Linked DNA regions of Mus musculus: region 1 is linked to region 2. Evidence: chromatin loops called from intact Hi-C (ENCODE). Cell type or tissue: heart. All regions are shown on one strand. Links, peaks and the distances in the headings refer to the core of each region. The heading gives the core; the rest is flanking DNA. Region 1 holds the start of 4930471E19Rik (a long non-coding RNA gene). Region 2 overlaps Hmga2 (high mobility group AT-hook 2).

What was found. A loop is a pair of places that touch in the nucleus more often than their neighbours do. Peaks named below come from ENCODE experiments on the same cell type or tissue, not always from the same donor. Only the 100,000 strongest peaks of a DNase experiment are listed, where the experiment ranks them.
Region 1: a loop joins it to region 2, with 8 times the contacts of the local background. A loop is called at or near these places in 1 of 42 quality-filtered maps.

What each region holds. Positions count from the first base shown.
Region 1 is chr10:120,633,451-120,638,823 of GRCm38, reverse strand. 4930471E19Rik (a long non-coding RNA gene) reads left to right here and starts at 2,717. Exons shown (of 2, transcript XR_003948971.1): 1 at 2,717-4,236. In heart, for the core only: no CTCF peak of the experiment used is centred there; a DNase peak (open chromatin) is centred at 2,543; H3K27ac peaks cover 1,921 bases.
Region 2 is chr10:120,419,486-120,424,858 of GRCm38, reverse strand. The region is part of intron 3 of Hmga2 (high mobility group AT-hook 2); the gene reads left to right. Among named protein-coding and RNA genes, the nearest start is that of Mir763, 26 kb to the left of the region's middle. In heart, for the core only: no CTCF peak of the experiment used is centred there; a DNase peak (open chromatin) is centred at 2,538; H3K4me3 peaks cover 474 bases; H3K27ac peaks cover 4,342 bases.

The DNA.
Region 1 (5,373 bases), core at 132-5,131, 210 kb before region 2:
TCTCACAGCAGCTTCACCAGTGGATGTAGAGTCATTACCTCTGCTCCCCACTGTTTTGTAATTCATCTGGAAGGTCATATAGTTCTGGAGTTGGTACACGGAGGATGCGGTCTGTGTGTGTGTGTGGTCCCCACATCCGAAGCCTCCTCTGATTTGCTGATCTTTGTCTCTTATTTTTCTTTTCAGCCTGGTCTCCCGCAGCACTTCTCAGCTAATGGAGATTAAGGTTTGGCTCTCATGCCTACACTCATTAGAAGGAATTCTCAAGCATTTGTCTAAAATGAAGTCATCTGTGTGCTAGGCACTCAGCATTCATTGATGAGAAAATACAGACACAGTCCCTGCCTCCCCTGTGTGTGCACTGTAGTGTGAGCAGCAGACTCATACAAGGTACCAGACACGTTGATATTCAAGGTATTTATTTAAAACCACTGAGCTGCTAAGGAAGGTCAGAACTGAACATTACAGCAAACAGCCAGAAGGAAGCCAACAGGGCGCTGTAGTTGACACTTCTGGAGGGACTCTTCAGGCTCAGGACCGGCACTGGAATCTATCTCTTACTTTAACTAAGACCTAAACAAGGAGGGGAAGCCTAAAGATAAAGCCAGATTCACAGCATTTAAACAGGGAGAGATGAGGCACTCTTTAATCCAGGCCTCTGCGCAAACCCTTTCCAACAGGGAACAAAAGGAGTTAACTGTGCAGTGATAAAGACAAAGAGAATGGGTGGAAAGAAGAAGGAAGGGAGAAAAAGAAGAGAGGGGAGGAGGGGAGGGGAGGGGAGGAGAGGGGAGGGGAGGAGAGGGGAGGGGAGGAGAGGGGAGGGGAGGGGAGGGGAGGGGCCAGAAGGGGAGGAGAGGGAAGTGGGAAGAGAAAGGGGGGACAAGAGTGTGGGAGAAGAGAGGAGGGGAGGGGAGAGGAGAAGAGGTGAGTGGCCAGGAGGGGAAGGGAGGGGAGGGGAGTAGGGAAGGAAAGTGGAGGGGAAAAAGAGGCCCAAGAGGGTGGGAGAAGAGAAGAGGGCAGGGGAGGAGAGAGGAGGGAGGGGAGAGGAAGGGAGGGAAGGAGAGAGGAAGGGAAGGGCAGGTAGGGAAGGGATAGGGAGAAGGTTGCAGTCTCAAAGAGTGAATGCAATTTCACATGATAAAAGGTGGAAGGCTTGGCTGATCCAACTAAGAACATTGAACACTACTGCAGTCAAGTTACACTATCAACACACACCCCCCCTTAAAAAAAATCTCAGCAACTGAAGGCACTTAGTCTCAGAAAACCAAGGTTGGAAGTGTGGGGACAAGTCAAGAGATGAATCTGGAAGTCAGCGTGGAGCAGCGGAGGAGCCCAGACTCCCCTTCCCTGCTCTCTGGCAGCTGTTGGCCCTGCCAGGACTCCTGGGAGGTACTGTTCTCCACTTCCAAGCTGCCTGGCTCAGAGAGAGTGGTGGGGCAAGGGAACGGGGACGGGGACTGGAGCACAACTATCCTGAAAAATCACAAATCCTATATTCATTGAAGGGAGAGAGGCCTCTGGGTGAATGGGTGCAGGCCAGAGGAGGACATGGAGTCAGGGGTGCTGAGAGCACAGGCAGCCCCCCACCCTCCCTTCCCCCGTGCTTGTGAGCACAAATCATCAGGAGAGGTTGTAAATGCAGCCACGGAAGGGGTTTAAGCCATGGGAGACATTATCTTCTTTAGATTTAAAAAGTTACTCTGGTTGTAGAAAGGATGGATGGCTATACATTTTGCTGGGTCTTCTCATTAAAAAATCATGTATTCCAGGCCCTTGGAACAGAAAGCACCTTTGAGATCAGTTAGCCCAAACCATCCCCTTTCAAAGATAAGCAAACTAAGATGTAAGAAAATTTATGATTTGCACAGGGTCATATAGCTAATAACCGTGTGCAGCTTTTAAACTTGGAGTGGGGAGGTGACAAATGACACTTTTAAGAAATCTTTCCAGGCTCTGTTTCCCTTGGCCAGCCGTGGTGTCTCCCTCTGTTCAACTCTCATCTCACCTTCTTCGTCTCTGTTACACTAGTCATTCATTTGTTACCTTGACCGCAGTGCCTTTGATTCCTGCCTCTTGGGAGAGACGGCAAAAGCAATCTCAGGGTGCAGGAAGCATGGCTTCTGATATATCTGTGACCGGCAAAGTGGTGCACCCGTGTTGTTAAGTGAATGGGTGGGTGGATTCTCTCTCCTTATGCTATAAATTAAGTATTCAGTGCCTGAATATGCGTGTCTAGATTTAACTGCTATAATTAAGGAGCTCAACGGTGCTGTCCAGAAAATCAGCCAGACTGGCTGTGGGGTAATTATTATTACATTGCTGGATTCATCGCAGGCACATTTGGCACCCGCACCTAGACACCCGGGCCCGTGTTGAGAACTTGGCTGGAGATGAGGCTATGCACTGTGTTTTGGCTCCCGGTGAAGAAACAAGCTGCAGACCACAGGTCAGTGGTGATCTAAGTCTGTGCCAGGCCTTCAGCACACAGAAGACAAACATGACTCACTGTGTCTGGGATCTCCCCTGCTCACAGACCTTGGTTTGAGGTCTGACGAGGTCTGGAAGAGACTCAGGGGCAGTGCCTAACTCGGAAGGGTACAGATTGTTTTCGCTGCGAGGTGACACACATCAGCGTTGCGAAACAGTGGAAAACTGGCAGGAGAAGATTCGAGCAGCCCTGATGCCTCTGCTCAGATGTCGCTCTCCTCCTGCCTCTCACTCTGGGCTCCATCATTACAGGGAAGCCACTGTGCTTCGTCTGCCCCAGCTGCCAGGCTGTAATGGTTATCTACCGCTGTGAAGTCGGATGTCCACAGTTACTGGCTTTGTGCCACCTCGGTGTATTGTTTGGTCATGGTTCCGTTATCTGGGTGGGGTCCTGCAGGACACTCCTCCAATGTCCTTGTCTTTACCCAGAGCTTCCTCTGAGGCCGACTTCTAGCTAAGACACGGTGGCTTTACTTAGCAGTATGTCACCACATCTGGGACAGCTGACGCTATTGTGACTGGCAGGTCTCCCCCAACCCCTATCTGTTTCTCCACCTGGGCTCTCACACATCATCACATAGCTAGCTATTCAAGGGTCCTAAGAGGAGAAAAACAAAAGTATCCTGCCTCTTAGAGCACCTTTCTAGAACATCCACAATGTCACACTGGCTATAGCCTATTAGTGACACTAAACAGGTACCAGCCTAACTCTAGGGATACAGGAAATCAAGTCCGCATCTTCCTCTAAGGAATGGCAGAGTTTCTGGCCTTTTCCAGTCTCCTCAATTAGCCATGACACTCCTGAGTCTTCACTGAATGTCCCTTACTTCAGAAAAGCCAGGAATCTGGGGCCTGTGCCAGCTGCCTCAACTCCGACATAAGTTCTTCTCCTGTGTTTTTTCTTCAACTTCATGATTGTTTGTGGGCTCGGCTGCTCCCTGGTTTAACGACCACGTGACTTCTACTAGCATAAAAGTCTGTGATGTGCAGGAAAGAGTCAACTGGTGGGGCAGAGGGAGACTTCTCTCAAGGTTGCTGCTATTCTTGCAAAAGCAACATGCAAGCCTTGGCTGATACCTGGGAAAACTGGGCCTGGGGGGGCGGGGCAGGGGATCAGGGTCTAGAGAAACAGATCCAGTAGGATGAGCATATATGCAGAAAGATACATATCTATATCTTTTGATCTATCTATCTACACACATGTATGTATGTATGTATGTATGTATGTATGTATGTATGTATATGACACCAACTAACAGGATTGCAAATCACCAACAGTGATTCCGAAATGTACAGAGTAGTTTGGTGAGCTTTAGACTCAGGAGAGAAGCCCCGCAGTTCCAGCCCTTGGGCTGGCAGGGTGAACTGACCTTACTTAAGTCCAGGAGCAGTCTTGCTCAGGGAGGTGGCCTGGGCTTGGTCTCTGGCTCACTGGGTAGGGCTCATCTGTATTATTTCTAGCCACAAAAAAAAAAAAAAAAAAAAAATCCACTGGTGTGAAAGTTTATCTCTTTCTAACCCACTGGTGTGAATGTTTATCTCTTTCTAACTCACTGGTGTGAATGTTTATCTCTTTCTAACCCCCCTCTGAATCAATGAAAAGGAGCTTCGGCCTTGTGCCTAGCATTTGCCACAACCGAGAAGAACGCCATGGTGTGTCAACTGCATAAGGATTGGTTCAGACTGAACACCTGTGCTCAGAGTACCAAAAGGAATAGAGAAAGGAGTCTCCAGGCTGGAATCTCGGTAAGTGCTGGGTAGGGTCTGTGTGAAAGGCCCACAGTCAAGCACCTAGGCACCAAGTCCTGTGGGGGGGGGGGCTCCCTGACAACCCCCTCTTTCCTATTTGCTGTCAGAACTTATTGCCATAGAAATGGACCCATCTTAAGGGATACGCCTTAGTGAGGGCTCCTGGAAATTTGGCCTTGTTTTCTGCTGAGTTTGACCCAAGGACCTTTTGCCCTGGCTGAGTTTGTCTTGTATCTTTGTGGTGTTAAGAATCTTCACCACAGGTAGGACTTTCCTGCAGGGATTCCCCCCCAGTCTCCCAGGGCAAGTAGATAATGGCAAATTGTTGGCACAGGATATCACCAATTGTTAAGGCAACTGACACAAGAATATCATATCTCATATATTTGAAATTACCTGCAGACAGATTCTGTCTTAAATGTGCAGCTCTGCACTGTCGATGGGGGGAGGGGGTTGTCAATGTGGCCTCTCATTTAGAGGGTATTCTTGGGCCACAAATGAGGATGGCCATTTGAGAGGGTGGCGCGTTTGAATGAGAATAGAACATGGAGGTGGTGGGGCCTAGTGGCAGAGAACATTTTAGACCCTGGAGACATGGTTGGGTCTGGATTACGATTGTCCTGGTTGTAACACCATATGAACGTCAGTTTCCAGAACTGTAAGCTGGTTGGGAAATGCTCCTGAATATTATCTGTTAACTGCTTACCCTATCCTGGGGAGTTTCTGTATGAACTCACTTAAAACTCACCACAGTCCTATCCAGTAAGCATTATTTTAAACTGTGTTGGAAACTCAGAAATACGGAGGCAAGGAGGGGGTTGGGGTTGGGAGGGGGAGGGTTTTGAGGGAATTGTGCTAATACCCACAGCATTCAGGTACGGGGGTAGCAACAGGGGAGATTAAAAGAATACACACATACTAGCTAGGGGATCTATCAAAGTATCAAAACCATTTGAAGAATACAAATGGTCACATTTGAAGACAGAAGAAGGAAGAGATGGAAACAAGGTTACTACTTGCACGAAGCCCAGAGGTGGTCCAGAGCAAAGTGCATCCTGTACACAATATGCAACTAGCTGGATGCTCTGCTAAATTCCCCTCCATGCTTGACCTTGGGCTAGGAACTTCAAGTCA
Region 2 (5,373 bases), core at 326-5,325:
AGAACTTTTTTAAAAAAAGAAATTATTATTTTTTTTTATTATGAGTACACTGTGGCTGTCTTCAGACACACCAGAAGAGGGCATCAGATTCTATTACAGATGGTTGTGAGCCACCATGTGGTTGCTGGGAATTGAACTCAAGACCTCTGGAAGAGCAGTCAATCCATATGCCCTCCCCCACCGCACCCCCCCTCCCCCAAGAAAAAGAATTTATACCACAAGCTTCCAGTGTGGTTCTGCACTTCTTGCTAGGACAGAGCAATGGATGCTCAGAGCTGCTGTAGTTCACAGGAGGCTCATGATGCAACCGGCATACTACTAACATAGTAAACACGCATCCTAATCAGTGAGAGTTCAAACATGCACACCTCTGGATAGAAGCAGATGGGCTGGAGAGAGAGAGAGAGAGAGAGAGAGAGAGAGAGAGAGAGACGCTTCTGGTCTGAGGATGCTATGAAACATAGTACTGAAGGCCAGCGGGGAGTGGGGCAGAGGACTGCAGCTGACAGAGCGGCAGGCCCATCAGCCTGTGACTTTAGAGCCGTGGGTAGGTGGCTGTTGACAAACCTGAGTTGGGAAGTGGATTAGGTCATGGGAAAGCACATACCGGGCCTCTTGTGAGGATTTGTTTCCTTTGAGAAATCCCATGAGATAAGCGTTGCCATCAGCCTCATCCTACTGTTGAAAGAAGCAAGACACAGAGATGAAGTCACCGATGGCCAACAGCAACAGCGCAGGCAGGGCAGCTGGGCGTCAGAGGGGTCCTGTTTTACCACCTGCTTCTATGTTCTCGACCCACTTCTGTGGCCAGTCACCCTGGAAACTTCCTCTGCTCTCCCCTCTAAAGGAAATCCAAATGACCTTTCTCATTCTGTTCTACCTACATTTATTTTTTTCATAATCATCACAATAGGTAAGGCTTCACAGAGCAGTGGCATCACCAAGTCACAGAGGCGGGAAGAAACAAATCCCTGTGGGCTGGTTTTAGCTACGAATCAACTTAGTCCAGGGAGAGTTGCCCAAATACCACCCTCCCAAATATGTTGCAGACTTAGTAGTTATCAGGCATAGGGTACAACTGAAATAGTGAACTTAAAATATCTTACAATCTTAGTAATCTCAGCTCCCCTAGGATAGAAACCATAGTTTACACATCTCTGGGTACCCAGCCCTTAGCAAAGCCTGAGATGTCCTTGCTGTATAACTGATGTTTGTTGGGTGAAGTGGGCAGAATATGTTCGTAGGCGTGGGCTAGAGTCCTTACATAATCCTTCCTATTCTTTTAGGAACATGTTCTTATGACTTGGTCAATGGGAAAGAGCAAAGCTAACATCTGGTGTCGTTCCAAATTAGTACATTTCTAACATTCTGTGTGAAACATAGACCTTGGGGTAGGGTGATGGGGGCGGGGTGGGGGTGACGGGGAACAGCTGTATCACACAGCTGTCTCAAAGGAGGCACATGGGCCATCATTTTTCCATACTTCCACACAGATTTTTGCCCTCGTGCAGAATAGAAATACTGAGTTTCTCCCCAGCTCAGGCTGCGGTGGGTAGGTCCACACAACTGTTGCTTCTGTGTTTCCTTCAGCTCCTTCATCTGCCCTTTGCTTCTTTCTGATGTAAACACTGCTTTGATGCCAAACCCTAGGACCTAACAGGCCTTTTAGAAAGGCTGGGATAAACAGGCATTGTAACTCCAGAGAGCATCCCAGGTTCACTATTCATGTCTGCCTCCTGAGGCTCCACATAGTGCCAGGCTTACAGAAGACTCACAGAAAACTGGCAAGCCATCTGCAGTTAACCACAGCAATAAACGAATACAGAGGAAACCCGTGGTAAGGACAGGATAAACCGTGAGTGGCTCCATCAGAAGTGATTCACCATGTGAAAAAAAGAAAAAAAGGACAATATTTTTCTCCATACACTCCTGGTTTCCATGGTGACCCCGGAGTAGCATTTGGGGTGACAATAAGGCTTAAGAATGGTTCTGTGACAAGGACTGTGGAGGAATGACCCTGTGATTGTTCATCTGGGTGACAGATACTTGCCAACATATGGTATGTCCCGTTGAAAGAGGTACCCTAAACCTGTAGGCAGCCCAAGATGGTCAAAGGACTTGACAGATGTTCCAACTGTGAGCTGATGAATCAGGAGTACAGTCGAGATAGGTAAGATGCCTGGATAGGTCAGAGTTCCAGCCCTCTCCGCCTCTCTTTGCTGTGGGCCTGCTGCATGTCACGTGTCAGGCCTCAGTATCCCCACCGAAAGTCGGTGGCGATTCCCCTGATAGAGGTATCAGGAGAATTCAATGATTTGAGTTTCAGGAACCCAATCCCGTGCCAGCCTGACAGAGACAACCTTCCCGGTTCGGCAACCCGCTTTCTGCGCATCTCATCCTCTCTGCTACTGTTTCTCTGCCCCATCTCTCAATTGTCCCTCGCCCCTGTCAGATCAGCCGTTTATAAGAATGCGCCTCCGTGTCTCCTGACTGGGGAGCCGGGAGCAAAGGGCTCTGTGCCTCTCCACCAGTACTCACGATGATGGTCTTGGCTAAGGGACAGGAGCTGCTGGCAGAGACCTAAGAGGGAACACACTGTGGTAGCAGCATGAAAGAATTTGGCAAGGAGGGGCTCATCACATGATCGTGATTCATACTGTACTCTTGAAATGTGGCTGGCGAGCTAGGGGGAGGCTTTGAATGGCAGCCCGGAGCAGAGACACTAGTTTTCAAACATCACATTCTTTTTATAGTACAGGCATGCCTCACAGGGAAAATATTGAACTTGGCCCTGCCAGCACCACGAGAGTCGCCCTGAGTGTGATTTTTTTTTTTAAATGTTTGAGTCGTTCTCTGTATCAGATACTCACTGCATAGAGGAAGTCTTCTATTAGGGGTACTTTGAAACTGTGTTTTTAATTAATTAACACTAACTCTGAGCTGGTATTTCATATATTGTTAGCTGACTCTTTCTTCCCTCCCTCTCTCTCTCTCTCTCTCTCTCTCTCTCTCTTTCTTTCTTTCTTTTTTTCTTTTCCTTTCCCTTCCTTTCTTTCTTTCTTTCTTTCTTTCTTTCTTTCTTTCTTTCTTTCTTTCTTTCTTCCTTCCTTCCTTCCTTCCTTCCTTCCTTCCTTCCTCTCTCTCTCTCTCTCTCTCTCTCTCTCTCTCTTTCTTTCTTTCTTTCTTTCTTTCTTCTTTCTCCCCTTGCCTGAAATTCTGGAGACAGTTTTTCAGAGACATTGGTCTCAGCTGGATTAATTTTAAGTTATCTCCGTGAGCGAGTCATCGATATGGGGTAACAGAGCCCGGGAACTCTTCAAAGTGGGGCTGGTTGTCTTGGAATGAACCTGATATACATGGGAACAGGGTAGCTAGGGCCTAGAGGGTCTCTGAAAGTCTGGCATAATACTTTCCGATGCCTTCCACGGTGCTCCAAATCCATTCATCCTGTTGTTAAAACTTAAAACTAGGACCGGCCAGCTGTTGGGAAAAGTCCTTAGTTTTATTTCCACCAAATGGTGCTGCCTCCTGGGGCTGGAAGGAGTCTGACTTTAAGCACAATTATAAATGTGTAGTTCTTCGGGACGGGCGGAAACCTACAAAATGGCCTTGATTCCCAAGGCTCAAAGGCTCTCTGCTTCCCGTGCGCCATAAATCAGTATCTGCATCAGAAAGTGTAAAGACCACAGTGTGTGGAGGCCCTTCTTCCTCTTCGAGTGTGTCTATGACAGATTTATACTGATGGCTCCGCTGCACCCCACTCCCAGGCTCCTATTATAGCCATGCCCCACTGACTCAGGCCCCATTTCCTGCTGAAGGTGAGGCAGGGTCCCTGCACGAAGGGTTGAAATTACATCTCAACTCTTTAATTGCTGTTAATACAGGGAATCTTTCAAGGACCGTAGCAAGCCCCGCTCTGTTCACAGCCACTTTGACTGTCTTCTCACAAGGTGTGGTCACAACTAAAATACCAGGCATTTGGTTTCATGACAAGTTCCTTGGTGACAGGGCAGCCCACAATTCAACCCTTTGTGGAAAGAGCTCAAAGGGATGTTTTGGGAAAGAACACAGCCTCCTCTTTTGTTGTAAGATTCATTTCCTCCATGTGTTTTTAAATTTTTTTTCCTCCTTGAAAGTACAAGCCTAACACTTGGAAAAATAATCTTTAAAAAAAATAAAAATAAAAGGTAGCATTAAAATTTGCAGTTGGAGAGACGGCTCCGAGGTCAGGAGAGACGGCTCCGAGGTCAGGAGTGCTTGCTGTTGTTGAAAGCTCCAGTTAAATTTCCAGCACCTACATGCTGGCTCACAGCCATCCCTAACTCCAATTCCAGAGGATTCTACGGCCTCTTCTGACCTCTGCCTACACTGGGCATGCAGGCACGCACGCAGGCACATGGTGCACACGCACACCTCATGCAAAATGCTCTTACACGTAAAACAAGGTAAATCTAAAAAACCATTTTTAATCCTTTTTGGATTATCTGTAAAGTAGGATTTGTCTTCAAAACATCCTTCTCTCCTGAGGCTTTCGTTCTTGCAAAGGTGGCAGGGTCACAAACTAGTGGCTCCCAAAGACCCCAGCAGTCAGGATGAGACTCAACAAAAGTCCCAGAGTAGTGATGCCTACAGAGAACTGCAAACCAAAGCCCCTCCAGGGGATAAGGGATAGAAGGCATCTGGTCTCCTTTGACAACGATGAACCAAAAGGTGAGCGATTAAGATGCGAGTGGTTCAAGTCTTCAAAAAGGAAATAAATACAACGCCTAACGCAGAGTCCCTTCTCACAAGGCGGGCAGCTAGTTTAGGCCCTTGTGCGAGGTTTTGCCCAGAATTGGCAAACCAAACCAAACCAAACCAAACCAAACCAAACCATTTACAAACATCTCACTAGCTAAAGTGCTATCTATGATGTAATCTTAGTTGAGTTTTGAAGACTTGTAGTATTTATTAAAGTGATCTCAAAATATAAAAACACACGTACATAATGATACCTAGTGTCCGTCCTTCCTTCCTTCCTTCCTTCCTTCCTTCCTTCCTTCCTCCCTCCCTCTCCCTCCCTCCCTCCCTCCTTCTTTGCCTTCCTTCCTTCCTTCCTTCCTTCCTCCCTCCCTCCCTCCCTTCCTTCCTCCCTCCCTCCCTCCCTCCCCCTCCCTCCCTCCCTCCCTCCCTCCTTCTTTGCCTTTCTTTCTTCCTTCCTTCCTTCCTTCCTTCCTTCCTTCCTTCCTTCCTTTCTTCCTTTTTGACTTTTCAATTCATATTATTTCTATTTTCCAACTTAGCCTGAGCCTGGTGTACCCCTGGTGATGGTAATGGTATAAGGGTACCTGCATTTACTTCAGCATGCTAAGGACCCAGACTTAAATAGGAAAT